Regions from separate parts of the Homo sapiens genome. Here all the other regions are linked to region 3. Evidence: chromatin loops called from intact Hi-C (ENCODE). Cell type or tissue: Calu3. All regions are shown on one strand. Each heading gives the region's core, and the rest is flanking DNA. Links, peaks and the distances in the headings are about the cores only.

The links. A loop is a pair of places that touch in the nucleus more often than their neighbours do. Peaks named below come from ENCODE experiments on the same cell type or tissue, not always from the same donor. Only the 100,000 strongest peaks of a DNase experiment are listed, where the experiment ranks them.
Region 1: it touches region 3 in a loop (2.9-fold over the local background); 2 of 110 quality-filtered maps call a loop at or near these places.
Region 2: a loop joins it to region 3, with 3 times the contacts of the local background. A loop is called at or near these places in 3 of 110 quality-filtered maps.
Region 4: a loop joins it to region 3, with 4 times the contacts of the local background. A loop is called at or near these places in 2 of 110 quality-filtered maps.

The regions. Positions count from the first base shown.
Region 1 is chr5:67,877,047-67,883,168 of GRCh38, forward strand. No RefSeq gene overlaps it. Among named protein-coding and RNA genes, the nearest start is that of LINC02997, 87 kb to the left of the region's middle. In Calu3, for the core only: no CTCF peak of the experiment used is centred there; a DNase peak (open chromatin) is centred at 2,755.
Region 2 is chr5:68,265,445-68,269,444 of GRCh38, forward strand. All of the region lies in intron 2 of PIK3R1 (phosphoinositide-3-kinase regulatory subunit 1), which reads left to right. Among named protein-coding and RNA genes, the nearest start is that of PIK3R1, 52 kb to the left of the region's middle. In Calu3, for the core only: no CTCF peak of the experiment used is centred there; no DNase peak of the experiment used is centred there.
Region 3 is chr5:67,767,876-67,773,997 of GRCh38, forward strand. No RefSeq gene overlaps it. Among named protein-coding and RNA genes, the nearest start is that of LINC02997, 22 kb to the right of the region's middle. In Calu3, for the core only: no CTCF peak of the experiment used is centred there; a DNase peak (open chromatin) is centred at 2,866.
Region 4 is chr5:68,199,252-68,205,373 of GRCh38, forward strand. No RefSeq gene overlaps it. Among named protein-coding and RNA genes, the nearest start is that of LINC02219, 12 kb to the left of the region's middle. In Calu3, for the core only: no CTCF peak of the experiment used is centred there; a DNase peak (open chromatin) is centred at 2,810.

The DNA of each region.
Region 1 (6,122 bases), core at 1,127-5,126, 110 kb after region 3:
TGCACATGTTAGTTCTTCTTCACCTTCTGCCACGAGTGGAAGTAGCCTGAAGCCCTTGCCAGAAGCCAATGCTTGTGCCATAGTTCACGTACAGCCTGCAAAACCATGAGCCAAATAAACCTCTTTTCTTCATAAATCATCTAGCCTCAGGTATTCCTTTATAGCAACACTAAACGTACTAAGACACCAAGGAACCAAGAGGTCTGTGTATAATGTGGTCCCTGGAGAAGCCTTTTGGTAAAGGTTCACTGGCTTTGCTTTTTCCCAGGTGAACAAACCAAAACAAGCAGAGGGTCTTCCCTTACCTAACTGAAGTGAATACCTAGAGGTAGTCAATGTACATTTGAACATTCTTATACAATTCGTTTTGCTTATGAGGATGGGTCAGTCATCTGATGTGAGAAAAATGTCTTTGATTTCTATAGTTTTTTTTCCCTTGATTTAATCTTTTATCCTTCTGCTCGACTATTTCTTTTTTCCTAATGTTTTGCGGCTTATTTTCAGAAATGTATTAAAATTTTACTTGAATCAAGAAGACTAAGCAAAAAGGAAAGTGTGTCAAGGTGTGAGACAAAGGATAAAATGCCAGTTCTGGTGAACAAGAGGACAGTTGTCACTCAGGGGAAGTCAAGAATGACATTTTGGTCCTGGGGTCCTGACCAGCTAGTAAGATCAGACCCATGCTCCAATTATGTCATAGATAACTATAAAAGGGATCTCGAATATATTTAAAAAGCAGAAGATGTTGACTTAACTGGGTTTCCTGGAGCTTCCTTGTCTCAGCTTCAGTCTTTGGTCAGCAAATAAAAGAGGGATTTGCATGATGGGAGTAAAGGGAAGCTCTGTCTATGGTGGCTAACTTTATGTGTCAACTTGACTGGGTCATAGGGTGCCCAGATCATTGGTAAAACACTATTTCTGGGTATAACTATAAGGGGTTTCCTCACATTTGAATCAGTAGACTGAGTAAGTCAGTTTGTCCTCCCCAGTGTGGGTAGGCATCATCCAATCCTTTGAGAACATGAATAGATCAAAAAAGGTGAAGGAAGAAAGAATTCACTCTCTGCCTGACAGCTTGAGCCAGGACTTTGGCCTTCTCCTTCCCCTGGACACCTGGTTCATTATCAGTGCTCCCAGGTCTCAGGCCTTCAGACTTGGACTAAAACTTACACCATCAGTTCTAGTTCACAGATCTTCAGACTCAGACCAGAACCTCACCACTGGTTTTCCTGGGTCTCCAACTTGCAGACAGCAGATCATGAACTTCAGCTTTCATAATTGCATCTCTCTCTCTCTCTCTCTCTCTCTCTCTCTCGGTGTGTGTGTGTGTGTGTATGTGTGTGTGTGTGTATCTATATCTATATCATCTATATCTGATCTATTCATTATATTTCTCTGGAGAACCATGACTAATACACTCTCTATCTAATACAAGTACATTGGAGAAAAGAATTAACGAAGAAACATTTATTATTAACATAACCTGATTCCTGCTAGCAAAGCAGGCTGAGATTTCCAGGAGTAAAATTCTGTCACACACACAAAATATGTCCAGAGTCTGCCTCTGTTACCTCTGTTACCATGTACTCCTAAGCTTTCCAAGGTCTCTAAAGATTTTCGGAGGACATTCACATAACCTGCATTTCCTTGTTATTTCCTGCCATTTTCTGTTGTTACTACTGTGGCAACTTCTTTCGCCCTCACCCCAGCCCCTCACCTCATTCTCCAGTTGTACATTAGGTTCATGGCCAATGACAAATTCAATTACTATGAAAAAAACGAAAAAATGAAATTCAATTTAGCCTGGCAAATGGTTAGATTCAAGACCATAAAACAAGCAATCTTGTGCATAGCCTTGAATACAATCTGAAAAAGCCCTAAAATGTTATTTTTATTACTATTTGAAGAATGACTAGACAAGATTGACCAGGGAACATTCTGGGCAGATTTCTTTCTTTGTTGATAGAGGGAAGGGGAGGTGACCTCATAAATTTGTTCTTTGACTATTTTTTTACAACTCTTTATAAGAAATTTGGCTTTGTAGGCTTTTACCCTAGGGGAAGCTGGTGTTCTTAGTGAGGAAATAGTTTATATCACCATGCAGCACTGTGAAATACTTGACTCAGTCAGGCTGCATACACAGTGAGAAAAAAAAAAAGACTCATTTTCTTAGTAAACACTGCTGTATTCATAACACTTTGCTTTAGCTCTCATGACATTTTGAGATATTGCTCTGCAGTTGCTGAACATAGGGGTAGAAGGGCGTCCTCCATCCTTTTGTTTCTTACTACTACCTCTCCCCGCTTCCCTTGACAAGATGAACAAACCAAGTTTCAGTGGCTGAAATCCTTGAAAACATCAAGTTACCTTTCCCAAGGTGAATAATTATCTATATAAAGAACATGTGGCTTTCATATCTATCATACTTTCTTTTGTCCTCTTTTTTAAACATCAGTTTAGCTCAATTCAAGCCTTTTCCTAGACTGCTTCTTTATACCAATAATTCACTGCTGGTTCTCTGACCAGTCCCCTGCTAATCCTTTCACTATATTGCAGTGTTTCTCTTCCTGAAGTCTTCTCAGTGTCCATAGCTCAAGAGGAAAGAACACATCAACAACTTGTAGACAGCCTAAACACACACAGGTGCGCAGGTATACACAGATAAATGTTTCTTCACACAAAGCAAATTAATTTTCAGCATTGAGACTCATGAGAGTTCACCCTAAGAGCTTTCACTGAGTGTGAGTCACAAGTAATCAGTCTTTGTGGCGTAACCTGTGAGTTAGTGAATTCTTACTGGTCTCAATGAAAAGCCTTCTTTGTCTATGTGGTTATTAATGGGACTGTAAAACTGCATGATAAGATAAAATGAAGCCCTAAAACCTTACATGTTTACCCCACTGCAAAACAGCTGTCCCATACCATCTCTCATGGCCAGATCTACAGTTTTAAGATCTGTGCACCACAGGTTAGCAAAAAAACCTGCTTTGTAAAGGACCACATTTTTCATCAGAGGACCAGCCACTTAACATAAAATTTGAAATCCTCAGTGATAAAAAAGACAGAAATGCAGAATATACCTCATTTCTGAGATCATTTGAAGTTTTGATAAGGTGATTTCTAAACATGGGCTCTAATTTTCTCTGACTACAAAGTGACATTCAGGTGTGAGATTCCATTTCCAGCGGTGAGTTCATCTTTTACTGCCTTTTATCAGCACGAATTATGGTGCAGCAGGTACTTACTTCTCTATAACAGCAGGGGTCAAGTAGATAATTAATGAGAATTAATCTGTAAAAAGAAATATAATGTCCTATTTGAATCTTGGTTTATGACTTGGTTTATTATGCAAGTGTGAAACTTCAAAGGGAGCTAACTCAATGTGGCACTTTAATTACATTTTATTATATTTAAGAGTTTTGTGGAAATTTTGCTTGCTGCCAAGAAATGTTTCTTAAGAACACTTTCTTTCCCAGTAGACTGCTGGGGCCCCTATTCCCAGAGTGGCTACAGAGGGGAGCCGCCAGCACCTTTCTCATATCAGAGAGAAGGTGCAAACAGCTGCGAGGTGGAACACTGGCCTAGGGTGTGGCCAAGGACAATTTCTCTCACAGAGGGTAAAACCACAGAACCCATGAGACTCCCTTTAAGACTTTTCAAAGGCAAACATTCCCAATGGCAAACTGGAAAGCTTGAGTTTAGAGATGGGTTTTTGGAAGACCAAATATGAGGTGTCAATCCTGTGGTGACCTCAGAGATGGCCACTTCCACCACTTGGGGGAAAAAAAAAACAGAGGGGGAAGCACATGCATCTCCTTTCATTGCAGCTTAAGTCAACTTAATTGTGCTGGATTTAAGAGTAAGGGAAGAGATCCTGTCTTTAATAGCTGCATTGTTTCCCTATCCGCTAATCTTTTGGAGGGCATAAAACTAAGGAAAAAGAATTCTAAGGTTAACATGAACCAGTGTCTGAATCCAGGGCAAAGGGCCAGGGTTCCTCCTATCTAATTCCAGCTCTGGTACTGACTTGTCTTATGGCCTTGGGCAAAGCCGCTTGGTCTCTGTGCTTGGTCTGCCCACTGCTAAAATGACAAGGATGATGCCATTTGTGCTGACCTCACTGGGACATTGTACAGACAAGTTGGAAGCTATTTTTTTTGTTGTTTAAAAAGAGTGTTAGGTTTATTTTATTAGATTTGAAGGATATGTTTCTGGTGATAGCAGACTGAAGGAATGCCCAGAAATAGAAAAGCTAAAGAATTGGTTGATTGATTTGGCATGATTAAAGGACAGAACAATGTGTCCAAAAGTGGTTCTGCAAAAAGTAAATGAAGGAATGCTATTTAAGAATAACTTTGTTGTGGGAGGAAACTGCCCTCAGGTTTGAATAGTTTGGTGTTTTCTTTTACTCTTACCAATGGGTTGGCCCCATTGTTTCATAAGTGGTAAAATCTAGGGGTCACCAGACTAATTTACTTCATTTGGAATGAAGGAAAGAGAAAAAAAAATACCATTTTCTCAAAGATATAATCAGTGTTGTGGAAAAGATAAAACATCGAGATTGAAAAATGGCTAGAAATTGAAGAGAATATTGGAATTTTCCAAGCGCTATTAAAATTTGTATTTACAGCACTGAAAGTTGACAGGGAAGAGGCAACCTCATATCTAATCTTGTGGGAGGATAGCCTGCACTGATTATTCATTTATTCATCCAACAAAGATGCACTGAGCACCTCCACCAAGACAGAGTTCCTGCCCTCAAAGAACTTAGAGTTTATTAGAAAAGTTACATGCATTAACAAATTACTGCAAGGTCCTATGATGAGTGTCATAGTAAAAACACATTATGGTTCTATGCTTATAGAGAGAAATGAAAGACATATTCAAAAAGTCTTTGGTAGTCAGGACTGACTCTACGTAGGGAGATGATGAAAGGATCATGATGTGCTTCTTAGACAAAGAGATGAGTAAGAGTTTACTTGGAATCAGCGGAGATGCAGCAAAGATGAGCGGAGGAATAAGCAGAGGGATCTGCATGTACAAAAGTATAGAGGCATCAAATAGTGTGATAAGTTCATAGAGCAGCTCCATGGAGTTGAGACTTAATGCTGGGAGAAAAAAGATGGCAGAAGAGGAAGCCAGAAAAGTCAGCAGGAGGCCATCAAGGAGGGAGAATAACTCTGCAATCAGCTCGTGTTTTTCTGCTTACTGCGTTGCATACTAGGGCAGGTTCCTCAGTTCCTAAGTAAAATGGGACTAATAATCATACCTACGTTGAAGGTTATTGTGAGGACCAATTGTTGAAGGTTATTGTGAGGACCAATTGAGATAACATGCGATTAGTATAGGTGAAGCAATTAGAACAGAGACTGGCATAAAATAACTTCTCAGTGAATGTGCATTTATTCTTACTCATATATTAATTGATGACATTTGTCTTTAAGTCTATAGGCAGAGAGCAGCCGTAAAAGTATCTTAAGAAAGGGTATGCTACGATAAGAGTTGCATGGAGAATGAAGAGGAAATAGGTTAAGGTAGGGAGTGTACTGAGGAAGGGAGGATTTAAGAATAGCTAAAAAGGGCCGGGCACAGTGGCTTACGCCTGTAATCTCAGTATTCAGGGAGGCTGAAGTGGGAGGATCACCTGAGGTCAGGAGTTCGAGACCAGCCTGGCCAACATGACAAAATCCCATCTCTACTAAAAATACAAACATTAGCCGGGCATGGTGGTGGGTGCCAGTAATCCCAGCTACTCGGGAGGCTGAGGCAGGAGAATTGCTTGAACCCGGGAGGCGGAGGTTGCAGTGAGCCAAGATGCTGCACTCCAGCCTGGAGACAGAGCAAGACTCTGTCTCAAAAAAAAATTTTTAAATAAAAAAATTTAAAAATAAAAAAAAAATAGCTGGGCCGGGCATGGTGACTCACGCCTGTAATCCCAGCACTTTGGGAAGCCGAGGCAGGAGGATTGCCTGAGCTCAGGAGTTCAAGACCAGCTTGGGCAAGACGGTGAAACCCCATCTCTACTAAAATAGAAAAAATTAGCCGGGCATGGCAGCATTCACCTGTAATCCCAGCTACTTGGGAGGCTGAGGCAGGAGAATCGTTTGAACCCGGGAGGCGGA
Region 2 (4,000 bases), core at 1-4,000, 500 kb after region 3:
CAGGGTGCCAGTGTGGTTGGGTTCTGGTGAGGGCCTTCTCCCTAGCCTCCAGGCTGCCACCTTGTCACTGTGATCTCACATGGGAAGGGTGGGGAGAAAGGTCTCTGGTGCTGCTTCTTATAAAGGCACTAATCCCATCGTGAGAGCACTTGCCCTCATGACTTCCTGTAAACTCAGCTGCCTCCCAAAGGCCCATCTCCAAATATTATCACATTGAGGGTCAGGGCGTCAACATGAATCTGGGGGGAAGGGACACAATTCAGTCTGTAGCAACTGACTTCCACATCTGACTTTAAAATGCATCTTTAAAAAAAATGTGCTGGCAGATAAATATGTAAATAAAGCAAATATGAAAATGTTAATCGTAGAATCTAGGTGAAAGATAATGTGGGCGTTCACTAAACAATTCTTTCAACTTTTCAGGATATTTAAAAATGTCAGAGAAAAAACCCCCTACTCTCTATAGTTATTTAAAAGGAATCTGGTGCTGCTTTTTTCTCCTTATTTCCATCCAGGCTTTCTTAAGAGTGCTTGTTCGGTCTGGCTGGACAAACTTGCCTTTTTGGCAGTTTCTCTCTCTCTACCCACTCACTTTCTCCTTGGTCAGCCAGTGGCCTGCTTCTGCACTGTCAGTGAGGTCCCAGCCTGGATCCAAAGCTTCTTTCTGGTCTCTAGTCTGCCAGTAGCATCTTTCTGTCCAGTTCCTCTCCATCCCCCTGCCCTCTCCTAATACTAATCAGGGGATCCTTCAATTGCTTGTGACATCGCAGCTTCTCAAGTTACATTTTACAACTCTGCTTTATTATTTTTAAGCATTTCTAACATGACATTTTATAAGTTTGACTCTGAAATTTATCATCACATGTAAGTAGGAAAGAAGTGTCTCCACAAGTTTGCCCTCAGCCAGAGATAGTGTGGTTCATCTGGAATGCCCCTGCCTTTCTCTGGTTATTAATAGGGGCTCCTATTGCTTTTCCATTTACAGTGTTAATTATCTGCATTTCAAAGTAGTTCATAATGAGAGGGAATATATTAACTTGTTATTTGGGGAGGAAGTACAAAAACTGCTATTATCAAGATCATTTAACTTGAGCATAATCAGAAAGTATTAAGGTTATTCCCTTGTGGGATTGACCATCAGATATCTGTGTGTTTCATAACACCCTTATTGCAGATACCTTTTAAAGAAGGGAGGCTTGCAGGAAGTGTTGGGAAACTTACTATAAGCTTCTTTCCTTGACTGGCACTTGTATACTCTGGCGCAGGGAAGACAAGCCCAAACTAAATACATAGGCATTACTTAAGAGCTTTGTGACATTGGACAAATAGTTTCCTTGCCTTTAAACTGGGGATAATAGAGACTATACACCTTTGAACTGCTATGAAAAATAAATGAAAATATTTCTGTAAAATACTTACTGTGGGAATGTGGCTCCTAGTTGATGTTCAGTACTAATCATTCATTCAGCAAACAGCCTACCGCCCACTGTGTGTCATGGCCTGTGATTTGTCTTTTTTCTTTTTGGGGGCTTCTGGGTCATACTTCGTATGAAATCTTTCTTAGCACACCGAAAGACCAACTTTCCTTATAAATCATTGGCTTCAAAAATCCTGTGGACTCAGGTATAAATTATTTTTCTGGTGAGGAGAGGAGGAAATCCCTTTCTTCCCCATTTACATCCTGCCTAGCTATTTTAATTTGCTGTACACCGTAAATTGTAATCTTAGAATCAAACTCCAATTTAGGTGATAAGGATCACAATTAATTAGGCTAGCCTGTCAAAGATTAAATGTAATCTTGCATTTCAGTTACCTCCTAACTCTGAGGCTTTAGCTAAGCCCGTCAGAAACAAAGCTGTTAGGTCTGCTTAGGTTTAATAAGATCTTTGCCTGCTGTTTGTTTTCTATACCAGTCTGTTGTCTAGAAATAAAACGAATGGACAGAGGATCTCAATTCCCTTTCATTTGTTTTTAGCTGTGCAGCAGGAGAGATAAATGAGAGAAGATAAACTTAACGATATTAAAGACTAATTAGGATATCTGAGGAGATTTGCAAACTTCTAGTTTAAATCTGTCGGCAACTCTTTTAATTCCCTCCTGCTAGTTATCTCTGAAAATAATGTAGTTATGGCTGAAGATTTATTTCCACATCTACTCTTTGTACTCTCATTTTCAGTTGCGCATACTTTTTTTCTCCTTCTTCCTCCAAAAAAAAAAGCTCTTGTTTCGGCCACACTCAATATAATTTAGCACACAGTCATTCCAACTTCATTTTGTCTTCACATTCAGAAAACTGAAGTCTAATATCTCAAATATATTAGTATTGTGGTCCTTTTGGGGAAAGTATGATAAATTGAAAATATTTTGGTTTTGACTTCTGAAGATTTTGAGTATTGTTTATATATACAAAGGCAAAATGCAAATATATACAAGGCAAAATGCAAATGTGCTTCCAGCTTGCTTCCTTAGAAAAGTATTGAGAACAGTCTAAGTATGATAATTTCTGGTCTTAAAACCTGCAATTGCAATCGGGTATTTCCATAATCTAAACAATAATAAAGATTACATGACTAATTCTAACAATAATAACTACCTATTAGTTTGTGCTTTCTACATACTGGGCACGATGCCTGTCATGTTTATATATATATATTATTTAATCCTTATTACTGCACATAATTACTCCCATTTTACAGATGAATAAATGGGATTCAAGTTAACTAACTTGCCCAAGACTACTGAATTCAGTAAGTGGCAAAGCAAGGATTAAAACCTAAGCCTCTTTGGCTTTAAAGCTCTGCTTCTAATCACTTTTTTACTACTGATTAAACAGATGTGTCCCAAAATTAAGGAAGTCATCGTTGTTTTTTTTGCTTTGTTTTTGCTTAGTCAAAGAGCACAGGCCATCATTTGTTGTAGTGTCACCCGTAAAGCTTAATAAGTTTAAAGTTCAGGGTGTTAATCATTACAAGCATAAAGTATGAATATGCTTTAAAGGTTTATTTAAGAAAAGAATTGGGATTAGATTTGCCCACCAGAATATACATTTTTCACTTGAAGTCCTGAGAGAGATTCAGACAGAAACAGCTTTGACTCAGCAGCAGTTAGCAGACAAACATCTTGATATAATACTGATCCACACTTTGCATATACACTTTCTTTTCTTTGTATTACATTTTTAGAGGTAAGTGGCAGTTTTTCACACACTTCCAAACTGCTTCCATCAGTAATGAAATATTTGGCTTGGGCAGCCTCTGGAGTCCCAGTGTTTCAGCTTAAACTTTCCAGTGGGCCCTGCCAGGCACTAACTTCAAAATATCTTTTTTTATGGTGAATGCCTCCAGAAGGTGCAACTGTGTGGTGGTTTCATTTTGCACTTCATAACGGTGTTGGCATCACTTAATGCAAAGAATGCCACTGTCTCCCACACACCGCTGGTGCCCAAGGACTGTCGAGGCCTGTCCATGTTAGTGGTTTGGGAAGGGCTGAAGTTTGGAGAGAAGGCTCTTTTTCTATTCCATGTGATTGGCTGTCACCAGGGCAAAGGGGGAAAACTAGAACGAGTGGAAAATGCAGCATCGGATGTGTCATCAAATATTCTTCCTACAACCTGGGACACCTAGTTCATTGGTGTTCTGGTCAACATTGAAGGCTGAATCCTCCTTTCTTTTGAAATAATGCGTGTCTTGGATTCACTACTTTTAAACCTTTCTGCTGATCTTTATCCTTTTCTTCCTAAGCAATACTGATTTCTTTCAATGAAAAATGATTTAGCTAGTGAAAAACTGGGATTGGGTTGTAGTAAAGGAATCAACAAATTTGCCCAGATTCTTAAGAGTGGAGTTGGTTCTCCACACTTATACACTGTGCTACAGCAAGCTTCACAACCAAAACCCATTACTTATTCAGGTATAAAAATCAAAAGCTGAACTGTAATGAGAATTTAAATGTAAACTGTTGGAGGATGGTGCTCTGTTAATTTGTGTTTGCTCCATACCCC
Region 3 (6,122 bases), core at 1,234-5,233:
TGATTGATTGATTAGATGTCGGGGAGGTAAGAAAGAAAGATCAACTGAAGGTAACTAGGGTTTCTTCATTGTGATGGGGTGGTTAATAGGGCTGTCATTGGATTAAGCACTATAGAAGAATGAGATTGTTTGTAGATGTGATTGCCGTATAAGAGGCAGTGAAGCACACAGCACCCGAGTAGTCAGAGTGCACGGATCCTGTATCCAGTAGTGATTTGCAGGGATGGCATTAGAGATTTCAAGGACAGGATTTTTCAGGTGCAGAAGGAGCTCACCCTGGGCTGAGCTAAGACTTCTGAAAAGAAAAAAAAGTGAAAATATCCAAAGAAAAATTCTGATTTGGAAATATTGTAAGTGGTTTTCTTCCCCTATCTCCCACCTTCATCTCTTGACATGCTGTAGCCACCATTATAGTGTTTTTCCTATAAGTCAAAAGTTCCATGTACCACCATTTCAATACCATAACAGTTTATTCTTAGAGCATTTCTCTCTCATTTCCAATATTTCCCATAAAGTGTCATGAAAAACTGGTCAGAACGCAATTTCTGTTTCCATTTTATGGTAACTTCTGCTTGTTTAAATCTCTCTGTGATTCCATCAGTAACTAAATACATATATCACTTGAGAATTAGAACTACACATTTCGAGACTATAGTAAGAAGCATTTGCATTTGCTTGTTCATGGGGAATGCTTATTGGCTGGAGGCTTTTGTCTCTTTTGGCTTCTCTTCTCAACTTCAGTTACCTTTTGAAGATTTAGGTAATTCTATCTGAAAACAAAAAAGCATACTTGAAAGAGAAATATTAAGATTTACTGCAGAGAAACAAGTAGGCAGATGGATTAATTGTAATAGTTTAAGTCAAAACTGCCTTTTGAACCACGACTATCAAATAAAATACAATGCGAGCCACACATGTGTGCAGTCTTGAATTTTCTAGCAGTCACATTACAAAAGTAAAAAGAAGAGGGTAAAATTAATTTTAGCAATATACTTTACTCAACCCAGTATATCTGCAACATTATCACTTCCTCATTTAATCAATTGACATGTATTAATGAGGTTTTTTCACATGAAGTATTTCGAATATGGCATGCGTTTTACACCTACAGCCTATCTCAACTCTAATACTAAATTTCCATAAAACACACTTATTTGTACTTAGATTTCATAAAATCTGAGTTGTAAAGTTACACCTACCCACTTTGTTCCAAACATACTTAATATTTCCTCAGGTGCATTCACCAAACTTTAAGTGTTTGACGTTCTCCTGCAGGTACTGTGTTGGACAGAGTAGCTGCAAGACTTTTAAAATCTTTCCTTTCACCCAAATCTTCTGATACTGCAAATGAGCTTAGAGCAACTGAATATTTCAGGAAGATATATATGAACGTTTTGCAAATCACCTAAGCCTTTGAGATCTTACCTAGAAGCTCTAGTTAATGGAGATATCAAAGTAGCTCAGCCGGGCTTCTAAAGATCTTTAGAGGAAGGTGTGAAGCTTGATGCAATGGAAAAATAACAAAAAGCAAAAGCATTCGACTAAGGCAGGCAGAAAGGTGTCTGGCAGTGTCCTGTAAATATATCTGTGAAAGTTTTAAAACACTTATTTTATTGTGAAATCTTTTTATAATGTTAAAGTAGCCTTCAAGGTTAGTTTTAAATGTTGACATAAGTTTTCGTTTTTGTTTGTTTGATCTTTTTTCCAAATACACTATCTTAGAAAATTCACTAATTACCATGTGCTCCAATGTAAACCTAGTTACCATCAGAAGTTAAGAATTCTGGCCAGGCATGATGGCTCACGCTTGTAATCCCAGCACTTTGAGAGGCTGTGTGTACTAGTCCGTTTTCATACTGCTGATAAAGACATACCAGAGACTGGGTAATTTAAAAAGAAAAAGAGGTTTAGTAGACTCACAGCTCCATATGGCTGGGGATGCCTCACAATCATGGCAGAAGGTAAAAGGCACGTCTTACATGGCAGCAGGCAAGATAGAATTGAGAGCTAAGTGAAAGGGGAAACCCCATATAAAAACATCAGATCTCATGAGACTTATTCACTACCACAAGAACAGTATGGGAGAAACTGCCCTCATGATTCAATTATCTCCCACAGAGTCCCTCCTACAACATGTGGGAATTATGGGAGCTACGATTCAAGATGAGGTTTGGGCCGGGACACAGACAATCCATATCACCAAGGCAAGTGGATCACTTGAGGAGTTTGAGACCAGCCTGGCCAGCATGGCGAAACCCCGTCTTTACTAAAAATACAAAAATTGCCTGGGCATGGTGGTACACAGCTGTCATCCCAGCTACTCAGGAGCCTGAGGCAGAAGAATCACTTGAACCCGAGAAGTAGAGGTTGCAGTGAGCTGAGACAGTGAGCTGAGATTGCACCACTGCACTCCAGCCTGGGTGAAGAGCAAGACTCTGTCTCAAAAAAAAAAAAAAAAAAGAAACAAAGAAAAGAAAAAGAAAGAATTCTTATTAGTAAAGTAAATGTGGTTCAAGGTTAAAGCTCACTGCCCACCCCTGCCTCTGGCCCAAACACATACATAGGGACCTGTGTGGCTTCAGAGCAAAAAACCTCTAACAAAGGCCAGCAGCAGAAGTGTTTGGACAATGTTGTACGCAGTGTCAGAGTTCAGCAGTTGGAAAGATTGTTTCTTTGCCATCAAATATTTTAAATTTCTGGCAGGGGTGGAGTGAGAGGTGGAGAAGCAAGGAGTCATTCCCTGCTTCTCCTTTCTGCCTGGTAAACTCTGGCAGGGTGAGCCTGGAAAGCACTCAGCCTGTACCCTGTACCTGCACTGAACATGAGCCAACGTGTGGGGTCTAGAATGGGAGTGAAGGCAGAGGAGGTGATGGGTGGGGCAAATCCAGGCTCCTTCCTGGCTGCAGCAACCTCCGGGCTTACCCCTCTACCTCCTACATCTTTTGTGCTCAAGGTTCACTTCCCTTTAGTGACTATTTAGCAGATCTCTTATCTTCAGAGTCTTATGACACATTCCAGGAAACACTGGCCTTTCATGCCATCCACCTCTTGCGACATTTTAGACTAGTTCTCAGAGCATGATGTCTGCTGTCCTATCTCCCCTTCCTCTAACTCACCATTTTCTACTTTTTTTTTTTATCTTGAGCTCGCATTGTGTTTAACATTAACATTTAGACAAAGAGAAACGTTTCAGCTTTTTGACTGCAGTTATCAGGGTTTTGAACACAAGTCAGTTAAACTTAGTAATCATTTATGGAACACCTGCCCTATGCTAGGAGCCTCAGTAGGTGCTCTGGTGTCAGATGTACCACATAACACTCAGGTGGGGGAAAAACAAACTAGAAAATGCTGGCCTTTCTTCCACGTACAAACTGGGTGACATAAATATTTAAATGGCCAGATATTCCTAAAAGACAAATTGGTAACAGAGTATATATAAATTTTTCTTTGTTCTCAAAAGTCATGCTGGTGATCTATTTGCATTCTGATCCTATTACACCCCAAGTGGACGTTTGATAAAAACAAAGCCAAGAATAAATGGAAATCACAAAAAATCTTGCCAGCTCTTTGCTTCAGATCTCTGGCTACTCATCTTACAGTGATGACTTGGGCCAAGGCTTCCTTCTGAGACATTTTATTAAATGTGTTCAGTAATTCACTTTTGCCCCATTAGAAGCATGGATCCTGAGATTTAATCTATCTTACTCATAGAGAATATTTGACCATTAAATACCTAAAAGTGATCTAGGTAGAAGAAAACAGGAACCATTGAAAATACAACATGAACATAATTTCACATTAAATCTGAGATGGATTTGGGTGGGTATTTGGGAGGTCGGGAGTGGCTGGTGCCAAAGGAAGAAAGGGAAAAAAGAAGAAAAAGGATGGTTTCTAACCTCCTGGTTAGAAACAAAAACCCTGGAAGGGAGGGACACATATCCATCTAACCAGCTTCTGCCTGTGCCATCTCTATCACCCGTTTCTAAATTCTCTCCAAAATATTCACGCCTACTTTTGGTGTGAGACTTGTGTAAGAAGGTTATGTTTACCATTTTATTTTTACTCTGTGAGAAGGTTATTTTACCTTGTGTGACTGACACAACAGCTGTCAGTGCTCTGGAAGAGGCAGACGCCTTCCGTGACAAGTTAAATGGCCACCTCTGGCCATCTAATCCACAGTCCTTTCCTGACAAGGAAACATCACGGGTAGCTAACGAGGTGATCAGAGTAGGAGTTGAATAACAGTAAGAAAGAATTGGAGACAGTTTAGGGGGATGGAATTGACTTGTAAGACTTAAAGATATGGATGCAAAAGAAGAGAATCTTTTGCAATGGAGAATACAGACATAGTTTGCTCCTGAGAGAAACACAGCTGAAGAGGAATTATAAATGATTGACTAGAGTACCATAATGATGTGAAGCAGCCCTGGCAGTCAGCATGGAAAGAAGGAAAGGAACCGTAGCAGCATTGTAGGAAAAAAAAAAAAAGGATTCCAAAATAGGTTCCAATATGGCTCTCAGGGTCTGATGTGGCTCCTTTCCTAGCTGTGTGATCCTGGAGAAATCATTTAGCCTCTCTGAAATTCACTCAGCTTCAATATTTTCATCCACAAAATAAGAATACTAGCTGGGATAATCTTTCAGCTACCTTCAACTCTAAAATTATTATCTTCCTCTTACCTTTTATGATTCTAAAATCTTGGGAGGAAGAGTTGGGAAAGTATTCACTAAAATCTAAAACTAAACAGCTTCAATTTTCACCAGTGATCATTTACACAGTACAGGAGGGCAAGAGGGAGGGTGTCTGCATTGAGTTAGTTTTGTTGATGCAATGAACAGTGCAGAGGGCAGGGGAGCAGGTAGGATATTCCTTCCTTCCACTATCTTTAAAAATAATAACAATACTACCTTATAGTTGTATTCTGTGTTATTCTTTTAGAAATTCTTGCAAATCCCTTGCCGTCTTTGATATTTATAGCAATTAGGTGAAATGGGCAAGAAAGTTTTTTCGTTTTTGTTTTTGTTTCACCAATGACAAATTCAGAGAGTTTAAATGAGTTTCTTAGAGTTGTAGAGCTGGTTAATGATAGGGCTGGGACTAGATTTTTGGTCTCTAGAACACTGGGGTTGGGTATTTGCTTTTGGGTACCTTTTGGAACAGTCTTCCCAGCAGTATCCAGAAACATGAGGAAGCTGCCTGGTTGTCACAATCCCAAATGACCTCAAAAAGAGGATGCAGCTTCTCAGATTGGACTGTATTTGTCTTTGGTCAACTCATAAGTATCTTTTGGTAAGAGCCTCCAAAATAGGGTGTAAACACCCTGGAGGTATACAAGGTGATGCATTAGGGTGCAGAGGAAAAATACTAAGAAAATTGCTATTTGCATTCATTTTTCATCTTTTTAAATCTAATTTTTGTGTGTTTTATGTTACATAATATATTAGCATAAAGTATCAGAATAGGCAGTACATGAGGATAACTTACAAATGGGGTATATGTTGTACTGATTTAATCCATGATCAAAACTATTTCAAGACTATGTTTTAGAAAATTGAGGGAAAGGCCTGAAGGGTGAATCATATGGCTGTTAACAGGAGTCTTCTCTTGCTCTTATCCCCTAAGATGACTCAGGGAAAATGGGAAAGGTTGTGGAAAAGACCAGGTTCAATCAGAATCTTGAAGAACATCCAGAGAAGTAGATGAGCAAATGGAACAGCTCTGACCAAATTAGGGCGGCCGGTCACATGCTTCCCACCAACACAAAGGTCTCTTTGTTTTCTGCACACACACTGCAGTTCTTTGTCAATTATAATCAACGATTCCATTCAGCTCTTCTTGCCACCACTTCTCTCCTGTCTTTCTAGTCTGCTGGGCAATAAATGTAAGGTAAAACTTCACAAGACCTTTAAAAGATAAGGTTGAAAGAGAAAAATACATCCTAATCAATGAACCTACCCAGAGGAAATAACTGGGGGATTATTCATAACTTACAACTTAGTTGCCAACTAATTTTTGGTGTTGAAGATCATTGTACTATACTGGGTAAGTTTACAAAACAGAAAAGGAATAATGGTGAGGAGAAAAATTATTACCTCTTGTCTATGGACTCCAGGAAGTGCAC
Region 4 (6,122 bases), core at 900-4,899, 430 kb after region 3:
CTGAACTGTGGCCAAAATGGATACCCCCCTTGATAGTCTCAGGGGATTCCCTTAGGACTTGATTTGCAAGACCCAAAAGAGCAGGGACTGAGCAAAACATGCAAGTTTGCCATTACATCCCAACTAAGTAAATTAACATGTGTGATCCTCAAGATCTAACTGAAGACAATCCTAAAAAGGCTGATAGTTATGCAAAATATTTCATCTCCCTGAACTAGTGGATTTTTTTTTTAATTATTATTAAGGCAGCTGAAATTTCCAAATTTTTAAAAATTTTATATTTGATAATGATGTATGCCAAGAGATTTGCATTTGTCTATGATATGAACTATGATGTTTGAACTGATTCTTTCAACAAAGCAATGCACTAGTTCTGAAATTATCCTAATTTTAAATATCATTTGCATTTCTGTAGATGGAAAATTATATAACAAATTCTAGTTCTTTTCATTTTCATTTGATTAACACTAAGACTCTCCAAAGCTCTAAAAGAAATAGCAGGAGTTGAAATTTCAATTGCATTTGGGAAAATATGTACTTTGTTCCTTTAGAAATAAAGGAGAACATGTGAGATGACAAGTCATAAAGAAGCTGGTCTCAATATGTATTCTTTTGAAGCTCTAAGATGAAATGAGGGCTATGCACACTACTGGTGATGAAAATGATCACAAATAAAGATCTCTTATGAGCCTTCTTGTGGAAGGACATTGAAAAATGTAAGGAAATAATCAGGCCAATACTTTCCTTCTGACTTCCCAGTGTACAGCCTTCTCCTGCAGGAAAGAGAGACAGACCATACCCCATGTGGTCATGACTTAAATGGACTTTCCCTCAAGGAATTTATAATCTAGTTAGGACTGAACATATATATGGCTAATGACATTTATAAAATAATCCATTCTTAAGTGTCCAGTAGACAATGCACATCAGTGTAAACAGAAGTCAGAGACTAGGAGTCCAAGCAGGCTTGAGTGGCCCTGCCAGGGCTAGCCCTTGACAAAGCTGTGAAGCAGATATAGTTTGTCTTGGGGGCTGTTGTGCCCCAATTATCAGCACAGTCCCTGTTTCCTTCCTTTTGGCCCCCCTGTACTTAACTTTAACTTCATTCTTCATCCACTGGATGGTATCTATCATTCTTTCCAGTTTTGCTCCTAACTCATTTTCAACAAATCCCTGCCATGGTACTAACTGAAACTTGAAACTGAAACATAACAGATCTGTGGGTTGCAGAATTGAGTCCTAGTCCTGGCCTGCACCTCTCATTCAGTGTAATCCATCACTGTACCTAGCGAATTTTTGTATTTTTAGTAGAGATCGGGTTTTGCCACGTTGTCCAGGCTGGTCTTGAACTCCTGACTCAGTTGATCCACCCGCCTCAGCCTCCCAAAGTGCTGGGGTTACAGGCATGAGCCACCACACCTGCTCTGCATTTTTATTTTTTAAAGCGGGAGAAGGACAGTCCCTATTATTTTCCAGTATAATTTACTGCAAGAGTCAGCAAACTTTTTCTGTAAAGAACCAGATAGTAAATATTTTAGGCTTTGTGGGTCATACAGTTTTTATTGCAATTACTCAGTTCTGCCATGGTAGCAGAAAAGCAGCCACAGACAACTTCAAAAGTCATTTAAAGGACAGGTGGTGGGCCAGAGTTGGCCTGCAGAGTGTAGTTTACAGACGCCAGGTTTAGAGGATGCTGTCTAGAGCCGATTTGCTTGAGTTCAAAACTCAGTTCTACCTGCTTACTAATCTCTTTGTGCCACAATTTTCTTATCTGTAAAACATCTACCTCATAGGTTGTTTGTAGGGACTAAATGAATTACTATGTATAAAGCACTCCTCTATTTGTGAACTTTCTACCTGTAATCATAGATATTGTCAAATCTTTTTACCAGAGCAAAAACACACAAACTTGGCCCACCTCAAACTATTGACTCTAGTGGCCACTTGCATGGTATTACTTTGACTCTAAAGCCAAATGATCTTGCAGCCTTCTGCAAGGTAACTTGTTGATAAGCCAAGAAGTTTCTGAAGAAAGTACGAAAAAGAAAAACTTGGCGAAGCCACCTCTGCCAAAGTACTGAGCCTCGTGTTAGGGAGAACGCTAGGTTTTGGATATTTATTTATTTATTATTACTGTTATTATCATTTTTTGAGATGGAGTTTCACTCTTTCACCCAGGCTGGAGTGAAGTGGCGCAATCTCGGCTCACTGCAACCTCCGCCCCTACTAGGTTCAAGCAATTCTCCTGCCTCAGCCTCCCGAGTAGCTGGGATTATAGGCACGCACCACCATGCCTGGCTAATTTTTTATTTTTAATGGAGACAGGGTTTCGCCATGTTGGCCAGGCTGGTCTCAAACTCCTGACCTCAGGTGATCCACCCACCTCGGCCTCCCAAAGTGCCAGGATTACAAGTGTGAGCCACTGTGTCTGGCTGGTTTTGGCTATTTTGTATGTAGTAATACCAGGTTTATAGTATTACATGGAAATTGGTATGGGAATTAGGGAAATATTAACATATCATTTTAATGGGACCCAATATGGATTGGCGAATGGAGGTGGTGATGGTGGTGGAAATGATGGTGTGTGCAAACACTCCCGGACAGGTAAAGGGCTTAGGAACAGATGTGTATTCTCTTTTCCCTCCAAATTCAGTGACTGAAAAAAGAGCAGTAATTGCCAACTCCTCTGCCACAGTCGTATGGTAAAATTATGTGATAGAGTATTTTATAGCATTTCAGGTTTAAGTGAGTTTTGCCTTGGATTGCAACATCAACCTGCCTGGTTCCTCCTGTTTTTCATGTGGCATGGTGCCCAAATTTTGTACAAGATTATTAATCTTTTACAAGGGTATTGTTGACAGTCCTGTAATCATGTATACAAGTCATAAATCTTTTCTTCAATAAGTCAATGGTGCCTGCCATATTTGGCAGGTATTTCCCAGGCATTAGCTAAACTGGAATGATAACAGTGAGGCCATGAGCTAGAACAATGAGGCCTGGATTGATTGATTGATTGATTTTTTCGAGATGGAGTCTCGCTCTGTCACCCAGGCTGGAGTGCAGTGACGCAATCTCGGCTCAGTGCAACCTCTGCCTCCCAGGTTCAAGCAGTTCTCCTGCCTTAGCCTCCTGAGTAGCTGGGATTACAGGCATGCATCACCACGCCTGGCTAATTTTTTTGTATTTTTAGTAGAGATGGGTTTTCACCATATTGGTCAGGCTGGTCTCGAACTCCTGACCTTGTGATTGCCCGCCTCGGCCTCCCAAAGTGTTGCGATTACAGGCATGAGCCACCATGCCAGGCCCTGGATTTATTTTTTATTTTACTATATATATTTTTTTCAGAGACAGGGTCTCACTCTGTCAGGCTAGAGTGCAGTGGTACAATCATAGCTCACTGCGGCCTTGAACTCCTAGCCTCAAGCCATCCTCCTGCTTCAGCCTCCCAAGTAGCTGGGACTACAGGTGTATACCATGGACCTGGATTTAGACTTAGGTTCTTCTCATGGTTCTGTCACTAACTAGCTGTGTGACTTGAAGCATTAACTAACTTTGTATTATAGAGATAAGGGTCTTGGTTTTCTTATCTGAAAAACAGTTAAATTAGATATATGTAGCACTTGCCAATTCTATAGTTCAATATTCCTGAAGTAGAGAGATTAGGTGATCCAAGAGGTCTGAAACTCTGTGTTAATTAGCCCAAAGCCTTTTTGGGCCCTTTCAAAATTTATCCTAGGTTTGTGGTAATGATAGGTCAGTTAATAATTACAGAAGTTAGACTGAAAGTTACCTGGAAGGAACACAACACGGATTTAGAATAAGGAGCACATTAACCCAGATGGAAGAATCATCAGACAGTGAGGCAGCACGTGCTGCTCGAAGAGTCAGAAGACCCAAGGGTAGATTTGGTTCTGTTGCTTCCCACCTATGCCAAACCATGGAGTTTTCCCAAGTCTTTTTCTTCATCTATAGAATGAAAATCATGATACATGCTCTGCTTACCACCCAGGGCTGGTGCGTCAAATAAAACCATTCATGTAAAAGCCCTCTTTCTTTCTTTCTTTTTTTTTTTTTATTTATTTTGAGATGGGGTTTCACTCTGTCATCCAGGCTGGAGTGAAGAGGTGCAATCTTGGCTCAATGCAACCTCTGCCTCCTATGCTCAAGCGATCCTCCCACCTCAGCCTCCCAAGTAGCTGGAACCACAGGCTCATGCCACCAAGCCCAGCTAATTTTTTGTAGTTTTGGTAGAGATGGGGTTTTACCATGTTCCCAGACTGGTCTCGAACTCCTGAGCTCAAGCAACATGCCCACCTCAGCCTCCCAAAGTGCTGGGATTGCAGGCATGAGCCACCGCCACCAACCCGTAAAAGCCCTCTTGAAACATTAAAATTGAATACCACAACCATCGTAAGCATGGTTCCCTTCTTCAAATAGAAAACATAAGCTACCTTTTTCAAACACATTAGTATTTAAAGAATCTAATAACTTCTAAAACATCCTAAACTATCCATAGTCACTCTTTCCGAAGTCATTCTTCCAAATAGAAAGTTGTTGCTTTCTATTTATAACAGAAAGGAAATCCTTGTTAACATTGTGATGCATGTACCAACAACGGGTTTAAGTGTTTAAATGAAAAATTCTAACCCTTTTGAAAAAATCAGTATTGTCAGAATACAGCTTTGCCTGATCTAAAGTGTTTTCTTTGCACATAGCTTAGCAGGATTCAGAGAAAAGTCTATACGATAGGAGCTAGACTGGGGAGGCTGATGGGAATGTGTCTCCTTTATTCTATGAGCTTGTTTGAATGCTAGGGGCCAGGTTCTGTCGGCAGCACTGACATCTCTGGGTCCCCTCCAGTGGAGGGAACAAAGGCTGGGGTTTCTTTTGAAAAATTCTTTCTGAGCAGTGAGATTGTCCAACACAGTTTCCTTGATAAAGGGCTCATTATCTATCAGTGTGACTTTGCCCTTAATTTTTACGCCAGCAGTGCCAACATGAACATACTCAAGCAAATCCTTTTACCCAGACAGTTGTAACAGCACCCTGATAATTTGTGCCAGTGCTCAAGGCTTGGGTGTGGAATATAACCAACCATGGGCTAAATTTCCTATTAGTTGAATCTCTAAGAAATATAATTTATTAGCTTGCTCTTCATCATGTTTACGCTCCTTGTCACTTTTCAAACACAAGCTCATTTTCAGATAAGCATAGTAGAATGTTTCAGAATTGCATCTTTAGTTCAACTAACACATTCCTTATGGATCTAAAAGAGTTGCTTTTGTTGGAGAAAGGTAGGTCCAAAACTTTGGGAAAAGTGACCTTCTGAGAAAGAAATCAATACAACAATGAACACGTGATGACTCAGTCTGACAGAGTCTTTAAATGGTGGAGAAAATCTGGTATCTCCCAAATCTGAACATAGGGATTAAGTTTTAGTCTCTAAGAGGTGGGACTAGAGTATTATGTTAACTGAAGAAGCTGAACGCTAAGTGTACTGTAAGTGTTGTAACACAGTTGTAATCTAATGGAGTGGCTGTGTAGAACCTACACAAAAGGAAGCCAGAGAATAAGAGTGAGTTCATGTTTATCAGGCAGTCCAGGGGAGAAGGTTCCTGGGATGGGGGATGAAACATTCTGCTCACTAGGAAGATGGACTCGCTTGGGTGACTGGGACACTTCAATAGGGTTTTCCAAAGCCAAGATGAAATATCCCTCAAGACTCTCCACCATCATTTACTCTGAATCTATGCTCTTTAAAAACAACTTATCAATGAATAATTCTGCTGCCAGGTTTTCCTAGTATTGGGAAGGGGGTTCTGTGAACACGATTTCAGGCTGCTATTCATGGAGGTACTGGCTGTGCACTGGACAAGAGCATCATATGAAAGGGAGCATCAGTCACAAGACAAACCTTGTAGATTTGAATATTTCTTATGACAACTTTCTGGCAGATATTAGAAAATTCTCATTGTACTTAACAAAATCAGTATTTCCTAATAATTTTCTGACTTGATGAAATTAGAACATCATGAGGAAGAAGAGCTTTATAGTTTTCTATTTTTCTTATGACTTCATTGAGATATAATTGATATATAATAAACTACACATATTTGAAGTGT